Linked DNA regions of Mus musculus: region 1 is linked to region 2. The links are chromatin loops, found by intact Hi-C in ENCODE. Cell type or tissue: heart. All regions are shown on one strand. Each heading gives the region's core, and the rest is flanking DNA. Links, peaks and the distances in the headings are about the cores only. Region 1 overlaps Jazf1 (JAZF zinc finger 1). Region 2 holds the start of Hoxa13 (homeobox A13).

The links. Peaks named below come from ENCODE experiments on the same cell type or tissue, not always from the same donor. Only the 100,000 strongest peaks of a DNase experiment are listed, where the experiment ranks them.
Region 1: it touches region 2 in a loop (6-fold over the local background); 8 of 42 quality-filtered maps call a loop at or near these places.

The regions. Positions count from the first base shown.
Region 1 is chr6:52,965,020-52,974,781 of GRCm38, forward strand. All of the region lies in intron 1 of Jazf1 (JAZF zinc finger 1), which reads right to left. Gm33219 (a long non-coding RNA gene) reads right to left here. Exons shown (of 2, transcript XR_377681.3): 1 at 6,035-9,762; 2 at 139-5,987. Among named protein-coding and RNA genes, the nearest start is that of Gm33219, 6.6 kb to the right of the region's middle. In heart, for the core only: CTCF peaks have their summits at 4,948 (motif pointing left) and 7,301 (motif pointing right); a DNase peak (open chromatin) is centred at 1,192; H3K27ac peaks cover 3,168 bases.
Region 2 is chr6:52,252,144-52,261,905 of GRCm38, forward strand. It overlaps Hoxa13 (homeobox A13), which reads right to left and starts at 8,737. Exons shown (of 5, transcript NM_008264.1): 1 at 8,494-8,737; 2 at 8,409-8,492; 3 at 8,399-8,406; 4 at 7,721-8,397; 5 at 6,710-7,005. The coding sequence starts at 8,631. The coding sequence ends at 6,761. In heart, for the core only: a CTCF peak has its summit at 4,982 (motif pointing right); a DNase peak (open chromatin) is centred at 4,988; H3K4me3 peaks cover 2,189 bases; H3K27me3 peaks cover 5,739 bases.

The DNA.
Region 1 (9,762 bases), core at 741-8,740, 710 kb after region 2:
ACAAAACTAGAATGAGTTAAGTGAGCAAGTTACTAATCTTTGTGTTTTCATTTTTCATTATCACAAATGAATTTTTAAAAAATATATATATATATATATGCATACTACCCAAATGTTATTCTTGACACATATTTAAAATTTTTTTTTACATTTTATGGGTGACACAAAACCACCTACATTTAGGGAAAATACAAAGCCAGCCTCTCTTGCCTAGTCCCTTCGTCCCAGCCAGCTGATGGCTTTGGTGTACAGACAGGTGACTAACAAGCAGCAGATAAAGCTACTCTCTCACACAAAGTAGAGCACCACTGACATCTAGATTTCACTGATCAGAGGACTCCCTGAGACAGGCACTCTTCATGGCAAGAGGTCACCCAGGGCATAGCAGGGCAGGTCTAGCGGTCTAGAGCTGGGCCTGAGACCCAGCTTGCTCTCTCCTCGCTGCAGTGTCTTCAGAGACAAGCTCTCCCCAGCCTGCCTGCCTTCAGCAGAGTGCTGACTTCAAGCTGCTCACCGCCCTATTGTCTTATGGAAGGTCTCACCCAAGAGTCCCAGGCCTAGCTAAGCAAACTCTTGAGCAAATTGACTCTCCAGAACGGAACCCCTGTGGTTTGCTCTGGTTTCACTTCGAATAGAGGACCAAGTCACCGGCACCTACCATTCTCACAAACCACGCTTCCCCTCAGAGGGAGGAGGAGCCTTCACACCTCACTAAGTGGCTCCAGTCTGCACTGTCCTGCTGTCTGGGAACAGTTACTCTCCAGAAGTAATTTCGGAGATGTACACCCTGTCTGCATAGAAGCCCCTGGACTTGTGCGTTGTTCTTTGTAGTAAAGAGAGACAAATGGCTGCGAGAATCTTATACTTACAGAGTGATGATTAAGAAACAAAGAATAGCTTAAAAACACAATTAGAAAGACATGGTATAAAAAAAAAATAGGAGTCCAGATGTCAAGCACACTCTGCCTTTTAAATTGGTGTGGAGTCTCACAAAGGAAACCAGTTCTGGCTAGTTGGGAGCAGCAGAGGGGAGGCCTCTCCGGCATACTCTACTTCTGTGGATTTATCAACACACAGCTAACCTGCGTTAGGAAAGCCCATGCACACTATTTAAAGTGCCTCGGAGTGGTCCATGGGCTGCACTTTTTCCTGTCCAAGGACATTTAAGTCATCTCATGCAAGCACGGTGACAGGTCACTGTGAGGGTGCCAGAAGGGGAGTGTAGGTGCAAGTCACAGGAGGAAGCTTACTTGTAGCTAAAATTAGTAACTGTTGCAGTCAGAGGAACAATTACAAAATTTGAGCTGTGGAGTAGAGCTCAAGTGGAAAGCAGGATTTTAATCTTGTGCTCAATATCTTAAAATGCTAAAGGGAAAGAAATGGTCTACACAAAGAGGAATCCAAACTCAGCAAACTCCAAGAAACTAAGGAGGGGAAGATAACAGAAATCTCTCTCTGTGGTCATTTGAAGTAAACTTCCTATTTGTATAGAACAAAACAAAAATGAGGCTTAATAACTAATAAATATTACATGAAACAAGCTATTTAAACAGCCTGGTGTTTGGCATTTAAAAGGTTTTAAAATAATACCTTCATGAGCGTTTGAGGCTTTAACTGTTATATGCCTCTTCTCATTAATGAGGTCATTCTTGCCTGGAGAGCTGTGTAAAACTACTATGTTTTTAATGGTGCCCAAACAAGACTGAATTGACATGGCGTTACGTGGTGCATTTTGGGACAACCCACTCAGGGGGGAATCCTTTAAGGATCCTGCAGCCGAGTGCTTATTACAATGTTTATAACAACAGCAACAATGGTTGCTGGGCTATGCTCTCATTTTCTGGAGAGAAGTAAAGGATGAAAAAGGATGTGGTCCTGGAAAGAGAACATGCCTTTCCTTTAGACAAGGACAGAGAGCTACCGACAGCCTCCGGGCCTCTCCACATCTGTGCCCTCAAATGGGCAGCAAACGCAGATCTGTTTCCAAGTCAATTCCCCTCACTATCCAGAGCAGCGAGGCTCCTCTACGCCTCCTTCTGCCTGTGAAACCTTTACTTACTTACAGGAAGTCACGCGTCTGACAGAGAGTAATCCCATTCCAAGAATATTGAAGTCACTAGTTAAATGCTGGAAAATAATTTTTAAACTTGCATAGAGTAAATACAACCTCCTAGTCTCACTCATCTCAGTTTCTTCTTCACAACGTTTCCTATACAAATACATACTTTAAGTTAGTTTTTCTCTCAACATATAAGACTATATAAAACTGCTTAAACAATTAGACAATATTATTCTTTCTAATTGCTGCATACTATTCCATATTATATAGATATACTCTTTGAGCACTCTTGATGTTAATGGATATTTAAGTGAATCTAAATTTTTTGCTCTTAAAAATTGTTCTATTTTCATAGGGTAGAAGTCTAAGGCCTTCTGTGTCCTTAGTTGATTTAAAACTTAATTTGACACTGGTAATTTTGATCCCAGTGACATCAGATCATAAGTCATAAATAAGGTCCTAACAACCTCAGAATAGAAGAGATGGCTGAGAACACTGTCACCTTTAGAGCATTTTCTCCTCGTGGCTTATTATCCTGAGTCTGCTGTTTCTCCCAGGCTCAGGCAGCAGAGATGCTGATGTGCCTAAAGTGCATGTTTCTCGACTAGGTCTCAAGTCCCGTGGCCTTGACTGGATGGGGTCCTGCTGCAGTATTAAACTGCTCTAATTGCATTCTTCAAGCCAGCTGAAGGCTGACAGCTTCCGCTCCCGGCTCATTATCAGGGCACTTCAAGGGGCTCCATTATGAGTAGAGCACCTGGTCCAAATTTATTTCAACGGCCCAGAGAAAAATGGGAAGGTGCTTAATGTTCAACCACAATGGTGACATTTTTATGAGATAGCCAAGGTTCAGAAACAAATAAATGAAAGGTTTGAAAGGAGTATGAACAGAAACCATGACAATAAAAATTCAACATTAATATATCAACTTAAAACATATACCACCCATATACTTGGGGTAAGGCCAGGCTCAGCATAGACAAGCCAGCAAGAAAAGGGAGAGGAAAAAAAGCCAACAACAGCCTCCTCTCCCTGTGACAGGCCTCCCTGGAAAGACAGACGGAATTCCAAGAACGCTGCAGACAGTCAGACTGAGATGTAAACCCTGAGTCCTGGTTAAAATAACAACTTTCTCACCTCCGTGAACCCACATGAGAATGGAAGAAAATTCAAGTAGAATTCGGGGTATCTGAAATGTATGCTGTTCCTTCTTTTTCTCTGGTTTGCTACAAATTGCTGTCTTTCACTTAAGAATTTAAGGAAACGTGTAAGTTAGTGAATCTTTACACAACTGTCTCTCTAAGAGAGTACTTGCAAATATGCACTGAGCACTTCCTAATAAATGTACACTAGGGGCTTTTCCTAGGTAGGCCTCAGCAGCCCCAGAGTAAGGCCTGCTCCTGGGATGTAAATCCGTATCCAGAGACGCGTCGGAGCTATGCTCGCTGGGCTGAGCACTTGCAGAGAGAGGACTTAGTGTACAGACGGCAACCAACTTTAAAGGCCAGCAGCCCAGCTGCAGTGCATTAGAGAGCTCTACCCTCCACTAAGAATTTGTTTAAAGAAACTTTTAAAATAAATATTTGTGTTCTCTCCCTAAACACAACAACGGTCCTTACACTGGGACCTAAGAAAATGGTGAACAGAAACCCTGGTGCTGGCCCTTATCACTGGGAACGAGAGCTCGACAGGGGCCGCACCAGCGCAGGGCGGTTAGGAAATGTTTAGTCTCTTCAGAGAAAAAGAGGTCAATTAATCACTACAAGGATTTTTTTCCAACTATTAGCTGCTTTTGGCTTTGGAATTTTATCTTTTTCAAGCATTTTCCTTATTAAGCGAACTCTGCAGATGTGCAATACATTAGTATGCCAAAGTACAAAGACTTTAATTATTTTACTGATTTAAAAAGGCAGCTAGATACTACCTATTTTTCACATACTGACTTCCCCACTCTGGTCTCAAATTGAAAGTTATGAATCCTGGGTAGCCAGCCTAAACAGGCAATGCTACTTGAACCTTTTTTTTTTTCTTTCCTTCAACTAACAAACATACGCTCTTAAAATTAATTACCTGATAGAATCACCTAAGTACAAAAGTGGCAGAACCCCCTGGAGTAAATCTGAGATTCGTCCAGTGAGTCACCACATGTGGCAGACCACCCAGTGGCCTAGGTCTCTGACTGGAGAGTTAGGAGAGTCTTCAGCTGGTGGTGGGAGGGTGACTTGGGCAAGAGCTGATTGGGTTTTAAAGATATGGGGCCTGCTTTCTCCTTGTTGACACTCTCATGATCCTCTGTCTTAGATTTTTAAGATGCTTCATATAAACTAGCTTGGAACAACTGAGAGATTGGTGAGACTAGGCAGGGTGGTTTGTATGAGGTCAGCAGTCCCATCCTTTTCTGTCTCGTTGGAACAGAAGAACACTGGGGTCACTCAAGATGCTTGGTCAAACAAACATACAAACAAAAACAATCAACACACAGAACCAAGAACAACAAAAAGAAAACAAAAACACCAAAACCAAAACATAAAACTGCTGGCATAGGACATATGGTTTTCTACATTTGTACACCTTGTTAAATATATGTCACTACTATGATGATACTGCCCCACCTGTTGGCAGGGGGAATTCTAGAAGAGCCTTAGATTCAAGCATGGGATTTGCTGGCTGTGTAACCATTTCCTGGCCATGTAAGTCACCACTAAGCCTTCAGGGTCAGTCTACCTACCTATAAGGGGGCCACAGCCATGTCTGCTTTTCCCCTCACAGAGAACCACTGAGCCCACCATACATGTTTGGGTGACAGGGCTTGCAGGCTCAGAAGCCTTCATGCTGCCAGCACTCTGCCTGCAGGCATCTGTTCTCTGCAGTTGCCTGTGCTGCCCTCTTGTGGTAGGCAAACTACAATGCTACTCAAAAATGACAAACTAGCACCTGGAAGCTGGACTCAGTTTCAGGCAAGCAGCTTTCAACTGTCAGAATAGAAAGGGTCAGTAGACTCTAAGTATATAATGCAAAGGGTGGGCTAGGTCTCCCTTGATGCTATGCCAGAGCCTGCAATTTGGGAACAGAAAAAAAGAATAAATTAAAGAGGAAAAATTCTATACCCCCAGAAGTGTCTCACACTACGACAAAACATTTAAGACGTGGAAATGTCAGACAAGAGAGATAGATCTGCCAGTGCTGGTGGGAACCTCACCCTCTCCCTGTTTAGAGATAAATATTCAAGCCAAAATAATTGTTCACAAACTGTAGGAGCCAACAGCCACCCATACATTTGCCTGAACTCTAGACTTAGAATAGCTAACATTTAGAACAGGTAGAAACCCCAAGACACCGTATAGTAGTGTTTTATTATGCATGGCTTTGGTGGGAAAGGCAAGAAAATTTCGTGGAACCATTTTGAGTATAGAGAGGAGCAAGAGAAAATGGAGGATGAATACAATCAAAGTATGAATTTGTCAAAAAACAAGAACAAAAAGGAGGGAGGAGAGGAGGGAGGGAGGGATCAGAGGGGAGGAAACATGGAGGAAGTAGACAGCTGAGGGAGAGGTTTTTGTTTTGTTTTGTTTTTTTGTATCCTCTGACTTCAGGGTAATAGGGAAAACAGCAGGCTGGGATGCAACCCAGTGGAGATAAGGTTGGGGCCAGACAGATGTGGCATGAATGCCCCTCATGATGAGTGCACTCTGAGAGGAAAGCCATGCAGACGAGCAGCAAGTGGAGGGCAGCCACCAACATGAGCTCAGCTCCACCTCAGAGGAAGCCCTGGAATGGGTGGAATCAATCCTCAGAGGGCAGGGTTGGAGAAGAGATTTCTCCGAGCACCAGAAGCTCTACAAACGTTCGATGATGCTCAGCATCAGCGATGCAGTCTCTACCTGTATCAGCTACTCAATCCATCCGTATGCTCAGCCAGCATCTCCACCTGTATCAGCTACTCAATCCATCCGTATGCTCAGCCAGCATCTCCACCTCTATCAGCTACTCAATCCATCCGTATGCTCAGCCAGCACTGTAGGGTCATGGAAGGGGTCTGAGACGACAGAATAGAGTGCCTATGACATTGGATAAGCTTGGAGCACCAGAAATGCTTACAGTGACCTCTGCTGCACCCTGCAGCCATAACCAGAGCCCTATCCCATGAGAGAGGACATAGGGCAGTATTCTAGGCAATACTGACAGCAGGAACTTGGTATATTATAAAGGCCAGAGAATTTGGGATTCAAAATCTTTCAGATTCAAAATCTTGTGTTTCTAATCTATCAAGATTACCCCCACCCCAAAATCACAGACTGAAGTTTCTCCATCTCTAGTAGCTCAAATACAGCAGTATTCCCATAATATCAAAACTTCATTCTTCTATGTTCTTAACAAAGTGAATAGAATAAAGGGCCATAATGTACATACCTGGTTGTGACAGAGTAGTGAGAATTTATTGAATAAATCAGCGACGTAAGTTACATTAAGGGTCTAAATAAGTTGACTTCAAAACTCTCCCTAACTAAGAATACTATATTTTGAGCTAGAAATTAAATTTATTACTTAAAAGCTCCTTCGCTATGTTAGAATAAATTGTGTCTGATGGTCATGAGAAAGTACATGGAGACTTAAAACTTTTAAAGACTGCTAAAGCATTCTTCAGGCAAAATGTAAGACCTGGCAGAGCGTTTCAAACAGGCCATGCCACAGATCACCTCCTTCAAGGCAGCACATGTGCATGTGAGTGAATGTATGTGTGTACACATGTATGTGTGCCCGTATGCGCATGCTGAAAAGCTCACCACTCCAGTTAAGAGCAATGTGACGCCTAGGCCCCTCTCCCCTGGGCTTGCCATTCTCCTCTGCTTCTCATCACTCCTTCCTTTGTCCAGCCATGAAGGTCCTTGTCTAGGATGTCTTCATGGGTGTTCTGTGTTCTCTCTTTTCCTCTGTTTAGTGATGGCTCTCAAGTCTCTTCCTCCAGCTCCACTGGACTATCAGACTAGCAGGACAGATCACCCCAGCCTGTCTGAAAGCTCCCCTGTATCTGGCCCCTCCTCTGGTCTTCTCCAGAATGAGAGCCATATATGGGCCCATTACCTACCTTCAGCTCCTCCTGGAAAACACCCTCAGCTAAACCACAAAGGAGCAGGTGCATCCATCTGAAGACTACTGGAATCTGCTTCTGACCAGCAATAGCATCTGGCCCCAGGCCTCCAGAGCCATAGCTAAGCCACCCTCCAGAGGGCACCCAAGAACAGCTCCACAAATGCTAATCTGATCGTAGCAGTCTAGCTCAAGACTCTCCTGTCTCCCACAGGCCTATGAAAGCCAAGCTTCTCCAACCCTAACCGTAAGGCCTAGCTCGCAGCCTCGACCCTGCTGAGTGCTTCAGACTTACTTTCTCACTTACTGTGCCAGGGCCACAGATCACAGGACTTTACGTACCGCCCCTCCTCCCAGCCACCCCGTCTGGGACTATCTCTGGAAGCGATCAGACAGCTCTGCCCCAGGCTCCCCTTGGTGCTTCTTTTGCCCCTCAGCTTGGTTCTCACACAGGGTCAGAGGTTTCTGATACACTTCCCTACTCATAACTTTTAAGGCCATCTTGTATATAACTCAGCTTCCAAATCTGCATGAGGCCCATCAATTGAGAGGCACTCAATAAACAGTGAGTAATTATGACTATTTGACTTTGGGTTACTGTGCGAAGTGGATTGGTGCACTATACACTTGAGAATAATATAAATCTGGGTCCTCATGCCAGTTCCACAGTCACCAAGCTAGGGGATCCTAAACCATAGACGAAAACTTCAGGCTCTGTTTCCACAGAAACATCCACTTCATAGGTTGGCTGTGCGGTACATTTGTTCATGCCAGTGTGCTTAGTTATTTGTAGTTTTTAAAGTGCAGTGCCATGAGCTGATGTGTTACTGCATCAATCATTGACACTGTAAAGCTGAGCCCATGATGGGGTTCTTCAGTGACAGCTCTTCAAAGACATACTGGATCCCGGCTAACTCACTGAGGACCCTCTGCCATGGACTGTCAACCTCAGGATTATGTGGACTGCCCCTTCATCTTAGCTTGTCTGATTCTAAGTCTAACAACACAAAAAGATTGGTTTCTTGAATGACGAGAGAATGGTTACGGATGTAGTTTGATCATTACATCTGATATTGGGAATGGTCTAAATGTAACCAGTCATGAGGGCTGAATACTTGTCAGTCATGAGCTGCCCTATTGAAGCACTTTGTGTTGCCTGAAAAGGATTCCAGACGTGCTCCTTGTGCTCCACAGCTGGGGCGCTAAGGATGCCTTCCCTGCCAATGGTTTGCTACTGCTCGTTAAAGGGAAAATTCTACCTTCTAAAAGAGGGAAAGGGAAAAGATAGAATCTGAAAAGGCGGAAGTGAGTAAGAAAGAGGAAGAAATCCCACAACTGTCAGATTGTGGTGAGTTTAAGAGTCTTGCTAGGCAGGGAGGCTGAGACGGGAAGACGCTGTGTTTGAGGGCAGCTTGGACTAGGTAGTAAGGACACATCTCAGACATGGAATGAACCAATCAGACAGAGCCAAGTGGTACAGTCTTGCTCATTGGTTTTACAGCATGCTGAGTCTCTCCATCTCCTCCATGGGAAAAACAAACACACACAGCCACCCCTTTCAACCTGGTCAACTGGGGGCTTTGGAATCATTACAAAGTACAAGAAGATAACCACTTTAAAATAAAAACTTTTCATGTACCCAGTAAGTTCAGTAAATTGTGGCAGCCAGGCACCCACTTTAAAAGTCTGAGTTCTGAACACAGCTTCTTATCCATGGCTTCAGATTCCAACAGGAATCCTGGCCTCCTTCTGTTCTGTGCTTAGAAACTTCGAGACGTACTGCCAGTTAAAACTGTCAAGCATTCCCCAGTCCTTTCATGATCCAGCTAGAAAAGAAAGAAGTCTCAAGTTTCTGAGAGTGGGGCTCCCATCTCTTATGCAGTCTCAGTGCTCAGGAGATGGTGGGAACAAGCCTTAGAGCAGGTTTTTGTCAAGTTTCTCTCACTAGAAAACAAGATGTAGAGCTAGCTGGGTACGGTGCACACAGCTCTCGCCAGCACTTGAGACATGAGAGCAGGAGGACTGGGAGTCAGTCATCTTTGACTGACGTCTTTGGCTACAGGAGACCCGAAGGCACCTTCTTACTGAAGGTGTCCCACTGTGTACTTTCCAAGGGTTATATGTATTATGCTGTGTCCTGGAATTCTTTTAACTTGGAAAACCATTTTGTCTTGTTTTTAGCTTAAGGGGTATCTGCCCAGGCTAGCCTTAAACTCCAGTGCTCAAGTGACCCAGCCTCAGGCTCCAGGGTAGATGGGACTATGGGTATGTGCCATTGTGCCCTGCTTGTCTTGGAACTCCTCATTAGGACTGAGACATGACTTTATGTGGTTACTTACCACAAAATACCAAAGAGCTTAATACTGAATCATTTATTAAACGTCTCCTGATATATATATATAATTGTGTTTAAAGATGTCCTTTTCAGCCTAAAATGAACTATAAAATATCTATCTACAGACTATGTCCTTAAGAAAACTAACAAAATGAGTATTAGGAAACCAAATTATTTACGATTTTTGTATTGAAAGCATATAAAACTTGAATTTTTATATACAGATTAGATCCTCATAACCCTAAAACAGGTAATGGATTACTTAAATCTATTCCTTAAA
Region 2 (9,762 bases), core at 1,059-9,058:
GTTTACTGCTAGGCCTGATGCTCTGACCCGCTGCTGGCAGACATAGAGGAATTCTCTGTCCCGTGGAGTACAATGAGGGGCTGGGGGAGAGGCGGCAGGAATCAAGGGGTTTTACATTGGCATCCCCTTTAAAGTTTTACGTTGTTCACCTCCTTTAAAGTAGATTTAGGTAGAAGGGCATTAAGAGTCTCACCAAAGACCTGAAAAATCCAGTCTGGACTGGATGACCCCAGAAGGATCTTTATTTTCATATCCGAATCCTAGCCGCCAGGCCGGCGGAGCTGCTGCTCCTATCGGGCCAGAACTTCGATTCAGCTAACATCTATTCTGGACAGCTAACGTCTATTCTTGCTCTGAATAAGTCCCCGCGGGCTCAGAAATCTTCCGTGCAGGGGCAGTTTCTGCCTTTCCGTTATAAAGGCATAGCTTGGGCTATCCTTAGCTTCAAAGACTCCCTTCTTTCAAAAGAGGACGGGGATAAAGGGAATTGAAAAGTAAGAAAGAATCTTGCCCGGTGCTCAGGCTCAGGCTACCAAGGCACGCTTGCAACAAGAGTGATGGCCTGGCCAATTACGTGTCCTGTGCTTTTCTGTAGTCGTGGCGGCTTCTTTCTCAGGCGGCCCTGACCGTGAAGAAGGCGGTGGCGCCGAGGACTTGACCTTTATGGTGGAAAGAGCGAAGAACAGGAGGAGGACTCGGCTGTCTCCAACCTCGGCTGTCTCCGGCCTCTGCCACCCAATAGCAGACAGTCCACGCACGCCTAGCGTCACCTCCATTCCCCCTCGTGTTTCCGTGCGGGACCACGGGCTCTTGGCCAAGAAACAAAGCCCCAAGCAGACTTTCGCCACCTACCTATCCCCCTCCCCAGGGCAGAAGTCAGGGCTACACCGGGCTTCCCAAGGCTCTCTTCTCGTCCTAGATCCAGCTGCTCTCGGCCAGGCCCTGGGTGTTTCACGGTGCCAGGCAGGCCCCGGGCGGTACTAAGCTCCGGCGCGCCGGGTCCTGTCCTCAGACTTCAGGCGGCAGATGCTCGGGGACCACGCGTCCCGAGGCTGCTTCCCTGCCCAGGTAGAGCCTGTTCCTGGCTCTCCTGGCTTCCTTTCGCTCAGCTCCAGGCTCCCAAGATTTAAGTGTTGGGGACAGCAAATCGCGATGTCTTTTCAGCCAGTCTCAAAAACCTCTTTTCGAGAAAATGCTCCTGTCAAGCTTTATTTCCCGTTGCAAAACCACCTTCCACGCAGCCAGGAATTAAGGCCAGGAGAGATTAAGTACCCGATTATTCTCCTGGGGACAGAGGGGCGGGGCGGAGAAGGGGGCACCCTCACAAAACCTTCGCCTCGGTCGCCCGTTCTCAGCAAATAATGCCTGGAGCCCGGGGAGGCCTGCGAGGCCCGCGGTGACGTCAGCCCGAGACTCCGGGCGGCTCACAGCGCGTGTCCGCGGCCATTCTGTGTCCACGTAGCACGAGCTGCTGATCACATCTCAGCGACCTCCGCCGCGATCCTGCGGCTCTTCTGTCTGCCGTCCTCATGCCGTCGGAGCCGGGTGGGCCAGGGCAAATTCCGGGCCTCCATCTTGAGCAGGGGTGTCCTGTCCCCAACAGACGCGACACCCGGCATCCCTCTGAGTCCACGGCTACGTTGCTCTCACTTGCCAACACCCTTGCACCGGGGTAGGCCCTCGACTCTCGACGGCCCACAGAAGTTTAAAGATGTTAGACACCGGTGAAATTATTTCTGCCGCGTGGGTTCAGCTCTGCAGCAGAGCCGGATAGAAACGAAATGGACTGTGGCAAAGCCTTGGCTGCTTTCTCGTTGGAATTTTTCTGCGCAAGCATCACCTTTCTTTTATAATAACATTTTACATAGCAGGCACCTCTCAGGCATTCGTCGGCTCTCGGTAGATGCGTGAGGACTGAGTAGTAATTTTCATAAAGAACGAAGCCCGATTTTATTTACCCGGCGGCCGTGCAGATGAAAACTTAATTAGCGTGCCTGTCTAAAACCCAGGCAGGCATAAATCTCGCCGGGCCTTTTAGATAGGGCGCATCTTTGCTTATGAAAAATGGGATGCAAGCAACTCGCTGCACAGTTCCCTGATTCTCCAGGTCTCGGGCTGCTGCTATGCATCGATCAAGTTTAAAGGAATGCACATAAATCAGCAACCCCCTAGAGTCTCTTCAGTAGAGGTTCACAAGCCCAGAAGGGCGCCTATGGACCCCCATCAGGGGATTAGTGCTCCAGGGCAACGTTCCTCACAGCTCCTAACCCAGGGATTCACTGAGAGGAAAAGAGATGCTGCACCTTCACCCACCCAAACACTCAGCATCGAGCACTCTGTACTTATCTATGATCTGGCTATTATTCGTATACAAATACATCTACTCAGCTGAATTTCACTGCCTTCCGGGGAATCTCTAGCAAAACATTTAAATTAAGTTGAGTATTTTTAAATGATATTTTCCCCCTTTGTCTCTAAGTTCGTTTGATTTTGAAATCGTACATTAATTAAAAAAAACCAAAACAAAACAAAACAAAAAACAACCATTGGCCTCAGTTCGGCATCAGGCATAAATACTTAGTGAAATGCATAGTGACGTTTTACAACCGTCCACTTAAAGTTACTTAATAAATCTGACAGTATTGGGAGCAGATGGAAAAGGTCGTTTTTTCAAGTTCCATGTTTATAATTTTTATTCAGAAAGTTTCCTTTTTAGAAAAAATACTTGAATGATATTTTCAACATCATTATTCATGGACCAGTGTCTGCGTTATTATTCCTGTGCTTTTAGGAGTTTTTGTTGGCGTTTTTTGTTTATTTTTTGTTTTGTTTTTCAGGAGGAGGCCAATGTTCTCCTGACTGTCTTGTTCAAAAAGTTTTAGGCTGGTTACTATTTAAAAATAAAGAAGTCTCCAGTCATGGTAGCATATTCCATTAACCCCAGCACTCTGGAGACCAGGCAGGTGAATTTCTGAGTTCGAGACCATCCTGGTCTACAGAGTGAGTTCCAGGACAAAGAAACTGTATCTCAGAAAACAAAATAAAACACCACCATCAACAACAATAATAAAATAAAAAAATAAAAATATCTAAGAAGTGATTATAATCCATAACCACCTCAACTAATCTGTAAATCCATGCCATGTCTATTTTAAATAAGAAGGGAGTTATCTGAGATTGGCACTGTCAACAACCATGTCAGAACTAAAGGGAGGGGCACCCTGACATCTTCTGGGGAGGGAGGGAGGGAAGGAAGGAGGGAGGGAGGGAGGGAGGGAGGGAGGGAGGGAGGGAGAGAGAGAGAGAGAGAGAGAGAGAGAGAGAGAGAGAGAGAGAGAGAGAGAGAGACTTTACCCAGAACTGCAGTAGTGGTGACTTTCCAAAGGGGCAGTATTCCATCTGCAGAGCTGCTGTTAGCTCTTCCCTAGGCCGTAGGTTCAGAAGATGTCTTACATCTAAAGAAAAATATCTCCTATCTCCAGAAGAGTCCTATTTGGAGCAGTTCACAAACAGTGTTTGAACCAACTTGGAGGGGAATTTCCAATATTTTAAACATTTTGGAGATGCCATTAATGTTGCTGGATGGTAGTTCATTTGGAAATGATGCTGTAACACAAGGTGCTGGGTGCTGAGTCTGAAGCAGTTATCTTCATATGTTTCCACAGATGGTTGGCAATCCTCAGGGTAGCAAAAAGATTACTCTTTACAAGATCATCTGACATGTATATTTCAGGGCCATTTTTTTTGTTTGTTTAAGCAGCTTTACATCTTTTCCCCCATAATTCTTCATCTAGAAAGACATAAAGAAGCTCTTGTTTTCAAGTCTTTGTAAGTCTTCAAGAAAGGCAGGAGATGTTTCCATCATCTGGGATTGTAACAAGCCAATATTTTCCAACAAATGATAAATTCAGTTCTCCCATTCACTATTATTGTCTCCTGACATAAAGGTAAAATTAATCTGCAGCTGAAAACCCAAATTCCAAAGCTACTGGTTCCTTCAACATTTTAATATGTGTGTGTATGTGTGCACGCACAAAGGATTTGGCAAAAACAAAAAACAAAAACAAAACCCCACATTATCCCACTTGTATATTAAATACATAAACATATTGTATAATTTATGACTCTGAACACAATATCTCCTGTGCTGTTGGGGGCCAATAAACAATAGCTATAATACTGGTTGTTAATATAGTTTTGATAGTGGTTGTTGATATTAAGTATATTTATTTCTTCTACAAAACAAATGGTGTGCAAGTATCAATATAAGATTGCACACCATTATGGGGCAACAATCAGCTCTGAGCTGTCTAGAATAGTTTTCTTCTGTGTCCGTATTGTGATCATTTTGTAGATGAAATATTTAAGTTCTCCTACTGACTTCTTAGAGAGGTGGATTGCTTTGAATTTCTGAAATGTAACTCTAGAACTCTAGAGTTAGGAAGGTATGTGAGACTTTTTAATTTGCCGTAAAGATTCCCAGATAATTCTAATTAAGGTCACAGACCACCTTGGAGGGTGAGGGCTGGGAGTGAATGGTTATTTAAGAACACGTCTTGGACTGTAACAAACATGTACAGCTTTAAAACAGATCTGTAGAAATCTGATGCACGGCGAGCTGCTGTGAGGACAGATTAAAGTTGGCCATTAAAGAAAGGAAGCAAAATTCACCGCATAAGGAGCATTTTGTACCCCAAGTCTAGAAATCGGCTTAAATTACAGTATCTTCACTCGTCAGCAATTAATAATATCTGTACAAATTCTACAATTATGTACACAAGCACACAAACACTGATATGCAAATACATGTATAAACATATATTATATTCACATATATACAAGCACATGTATAATTTACATATATTCAAATATTCTCCTTTTGGAGCAAAAAAAAAAAATATGACTACTAAACCTTTAAAACAAGTCAAGTCAGAGCTCAGTTCCCTTGAAGCTGAAGAACGTCAAGGAAGCTTGTCAACACGAGGTGGCGCCCTTGATCTACGAATCTGGCTGAGACCAATTCATGAGCTGTCAAAAGTCAAGGTCACAAATTGTCTTTTTTCGTCAAGGTCAAGGTTTAAGGCCTTTCCTAGTCCTGTCATTTCAACAAATACCAAAAACCTGTCCTTTCAGTCACATGCAGACTTAAGAGCAGATTTTAAAATACGACAGTCTAGGCATTGCTGATACTCAACAACTGGTTTTCATTTGCCACAGGGAGTCTGGGAACCTCCTCTCTCTCCCTCCCTCCTTTCCTTTCTCTCCCTTTCAGAACACCTAACACTTTCATCTCCTCGAAACCTTTTCAGTTGTGAGCTTTTAGTTATGTGAGATTTTTTTCCTCTTCTCATAAAAAATTTAGAAAAACCTGAACAATAATAATAATAAAAGACTGGTCCTTGGCTTGTGTAAAACAAACCTGCTTGTTTAGTTTTTGTGCAGTTCAAGTTCCGCGTAGAAAAGTAACTCGGAGTGTTTCCTTCAGATTTTAATGGCAGTGATTATTTCATTAACAGAGCTAATACCACTATCTACAGATCTAATTTTTCATTTTTAGTGGAAGTATTTAAAAAGCAGGTGCACAAATACATTTTCACAGTGTGCTGAATGTCTTTATTTACAAGATAGCATTTACAGTGAATATGAACAGAACGAATGTGTGAACTGAAATTACTGCTTGATTTAAAATGTGCTGTGACGATGAGTCCCTAAACTTTCTACTGCAGTCTCCTAACACAGTAAACAAGAAAAAAAAAATACTAATCCTTTAGTAAATTAAAATATAGAATGCAGACATCTAAATATTTTGGGAGAACGGGTTTCCATTTTGAGGTTTTTTTTTCTAAGTAAAAAAGGAAAATGATGTCCCTAGCAAAATGTTTAACAAGTATTGGAAAATGCCAATTTAAAAAATTTAAAGAAAGAGTATGTTTTAGGAGAAATCCATACTAGGGTGGGACCTTCCAGGAGAAGGGGCATAAAGTGAATTCTTCGTATTATTTGGTGAGATTTAAACACTTCAAAAATTACAACAAATCCTGTGGAAAAATCCTTTGACAGTGTTGGTTAATCCACCATGTTTGTTGTAAGCAATTGAAAGGTATTTCCAGAAGCTCCTTACCCACCCAGGGTTCTCTTGTAACCTCAAGGGTTTAGCTGGCCAGATTTACTATCAAAACAATAGATCCTTGGATGAGCGTTCTCTCTCCTCTCATCTCCCTTTTTAGCAATAGTTCAAATAAACAATTCAGTGCCTTTCCCCCTTCTAAGCCTCTACCTGAAACATTTCCAGAAGGAACAATGGCAGGGATTTCAATAAGGTTTACCTGAGCAGGCACTTAACATGCAAAGGGGAGGGTGCTGGACCAGCTGCGTGGAAACAGCCTTTGTTTCTGTAACCAGTTTTCAGATTACCATCTAACACAGTGTCCTAAAATATAATGGTCACATAAATACTTACAAGATTTGAGAAAATTCATAATTTATCTGAAATTGTGTGTTTTAGGGGCTGATGAGTTGACTCTAGAGTTTGTCACTTAACGCTGTGGTGGGGTTGTCGGGAAACCTGGCAGTCTTTACCATTCCTTAAGGTTTTGTTTTAATTGTAGATTCCATGGAAGAGAGAGTCCCCTTAGGAGAGCAAACGTCAGCGTCTCTCTATCCAATTCTTCAGTTAGTATGATGCATTATTATTATCTGGGCAAAGAAACAAATCCTTAAGCGTTTCTTCAAGCTGCCCTCTGCTCCACCTTTTAATCCATTAACTAGTGGTCTTGAGTTTATTGATGACTTTTTTCTCTTTGACCCTCCTGTTCTGGAACCAGATTGTGACCTGCCTCTCAGAGAGGTTTGTCGTGGCTGATATCCTCCTCCGTTTGTCCTTGGTAATGAATTTGTTCGTAGCGTATTCCCGTTCGAGTTCTTTCAACTGCACCTTAGTGTAAGGCACGCGCTTCTTTCTCCCCCTCCTATAGGAGCTGGCGTCTGAAGGATGGGAGACGACGTCTGTAAGATAAGGAAGAAGGCAAGTTACTCTGGGAGCCGACCTGAGCCAGAACACAGGCGACAGCTCAATGTGAACTGCCGGCCTTGCAATGCCTGATTGCTCTTTGCCACGAATGCTGTACAATCCAGCCTTCTGCCAAAGCCTGGAGCGTTAGTAGGGGGGTATGGTTAGTTGTGTACTGAAATGAAATCGCCCAGAGTTCCAGTGACCACCCCAATCCGGTCATTCTGCATGTACAGCGGTCCACACCTTAGCACTCAACAGGGTTCAACACTTCTTTCTGTAGAGCTCGGCTCCTCTCAGCTTGCCCCAAGTCCCAACATTCTATGCTTCTCCAACGAAGCCTTTTTTTTCAGAGAACCATCAGGGACAATTTGGTGAGCTCAAAATCGAGTCTATTTCCCATCTTGGAGTCAATGTCAAGGGCTTGGGAGGGTGGGGCACCCAGAGAGAAAGGGGCTGCCGGAGTTGGAACCCACAAGCTTCCTCCCAGCTACCCTTTACCAAAGGAGGGCCCGGGGACCGGCTCGACTTAGGGCAGGGCGGACGGACAGCGCCAGCCAGCCGGGGCCAGGCTCCCAGGGGTGCAGAATTGCTAAGGCAAGCCAGGCCAGGGAGAATGCGGGGGGGGGGGGGGGTTAGTGACCCTGGGGCACGAGCCGAGGAGAAGCTGAAAAGCTGGAAGACCCGGGCTGGAAAGGGGGCGCCATTTACCGGGCAGAGTGGACTTCCAGAGGTGGGGAGGCTGCGTCTGCTCTTTGGGGCAGTACATTTGGCCGTTCCAGCCGTTGGGCAGAGCCCAGGGCTGATAGCTTTCCATGGGAAGCCCCAGAGGCTCGTGGCGCGACTCGCCAGGACCCCCGAGCCCCGGAACTACTGGCATATCCAGGTAGCCGGGCACGGGCTGGTGATGGTGGTAAGGCCCGGCTGCGTAGCCCTGATGGTAGAAAGCAAACTCCTTGGCGCGGGAGCTGAACTCCTCGGCCGCGGGGCCGGCGGTGTCCATGTACTTGTCGGCGAAGGCGGCGGCGGCCGAAGCAGGCTGCGCGCACGACTTGATGGCGTTGGGGTGCGGGCCCATGCGGGCGCACGGGTAGTAGCCGCTGCCGAAGTAGCCGTAGGGCAGCGCCGCGGGCCCCGACGAGCTCTGTGCCGCCGCCGAGCAGGGACTGCACTGCTTGGCGGCCTCGGCACCCGCGGGCCCCGCCGGCCCGGGCCCTCCCGACGACGACGCGGCAGCCGCGGCGGCGGCGGCAGCAGCGGCGGCGGCGGCGGCGGCGGCGGCGGACGGGGGCGCCTCCCCCGGGGCGCTGCTGTACGCGGCCGCGGCGCCGGGCGCCAGGGGTGCGGGATGCGCCATCAGGTTGCGGCACTGGTTGGCCGCGGCGGCGGGCGGCGGCGCCGCTGCGGCCACCGAGAAGTTGCCCCCCGCGGCCGCGGCAGCCGGGTGGGGGAAGCCCCCGCCCCCAGCTCCCGCCGCCGCCGCCGGCCGCCGCCCGTGCCGCCGCCGCCGCCCCTTCCATGTTCTTGTTGAGCTCGTCGGCCACCAGGCCGCCGCCGTTGTCGTAGAGAAACATGACGGTGGGCTCGATCCAGCGGGGGTGGAGGAGCACGGAGGCTGTCATAGCCCGAGCCGCATGGAGAAGACCCCAGTGGCGCTGTTTTAAAAAGCCCCCAAGAAGTGAAGAGCGCGGCGCGCGGGGCCGGGGCCCGAGCGAGGGGGGCGGGTCGCGCCCTGCGGGGTCGCGCCAGGCGGCCGCCCATTGGCCCGCCCCCGGCCCGCCCCCGGCGTATGCAAAGCGGGAGGCTCCGGCTCGGCTCCGCGCTGGGCCCGCCGTCCCCGCCGCCGCCCGCGCGGTCCTCTGCGCCAGCTCTAGCTCCCGCCGCGCGGCCGCGCAGCAGTCACCCACGGAGGAGGCGGGGGTGGGTGGGGGGGAGAAACTAGGGCGGGTGGGGCTGGGAACACAGGGACCCCGATCCCTTCCCGGGTTTCGCGCGGAGGTTGGGAGGGGCAGTGAGCGGCTGCGGTTGGGGTGCGACCTGAGGTCGTGGGGACAAGTCAGGTAAATTCTCCAGTGGCCAGGAATGAGGGTTTGCCTTGGCCTTGGACTGGCCCAGGATGTCCTGGCATGTTTTAGGGACCTCTGGGGCTGTTTTCTTTCCAGGGATGGATACATCTTTCTGCAGCTAGACCCTCCCAAGGATGTGGGAGCTTTCGCCTGGCCGAGATTGCACTCCCCACCCCCCCCTGGGGAACAAGGGCGTTTGTTTCCTGTTGGTTCCAGGAGAAGTCTGGAGCAAGGGTCCCAGGACATTTCTCTGGGAAGTTTGGGCTGCATTTGGGAGCTCCCTTCCCTGTTCTCAGGCTCTAGAGGACAATTTCAATTAGGCCTAAGGACTCAGAAGATCAGAACAACTAATTGTATCTCCTACACTCATCACACACGCGAGCGCAAATATTCGCGCGCGCGCACACACACACACACACACACACACACACACACACACACACACAGAGAGAGAGAGAGAGAGAGAGAGAGAGAGAGAGAGAGAGAGAGAGAGAGAGAGAGAGATGCATACTGCCACATTGTCCAACTTGTATATACAGCTCGCTATTCATTCCGATGCAGCAGCTATTCTCTCTGGTCCGCAGAGGATTTCAGATGAAGAAAGCACCATTCACTCACACTCCTGTCTCAGGAGTCCGGCTGCCTTTTCCTGAAGGGGTTTAAGAGGAACAGGCCCCAGCTGGGCTG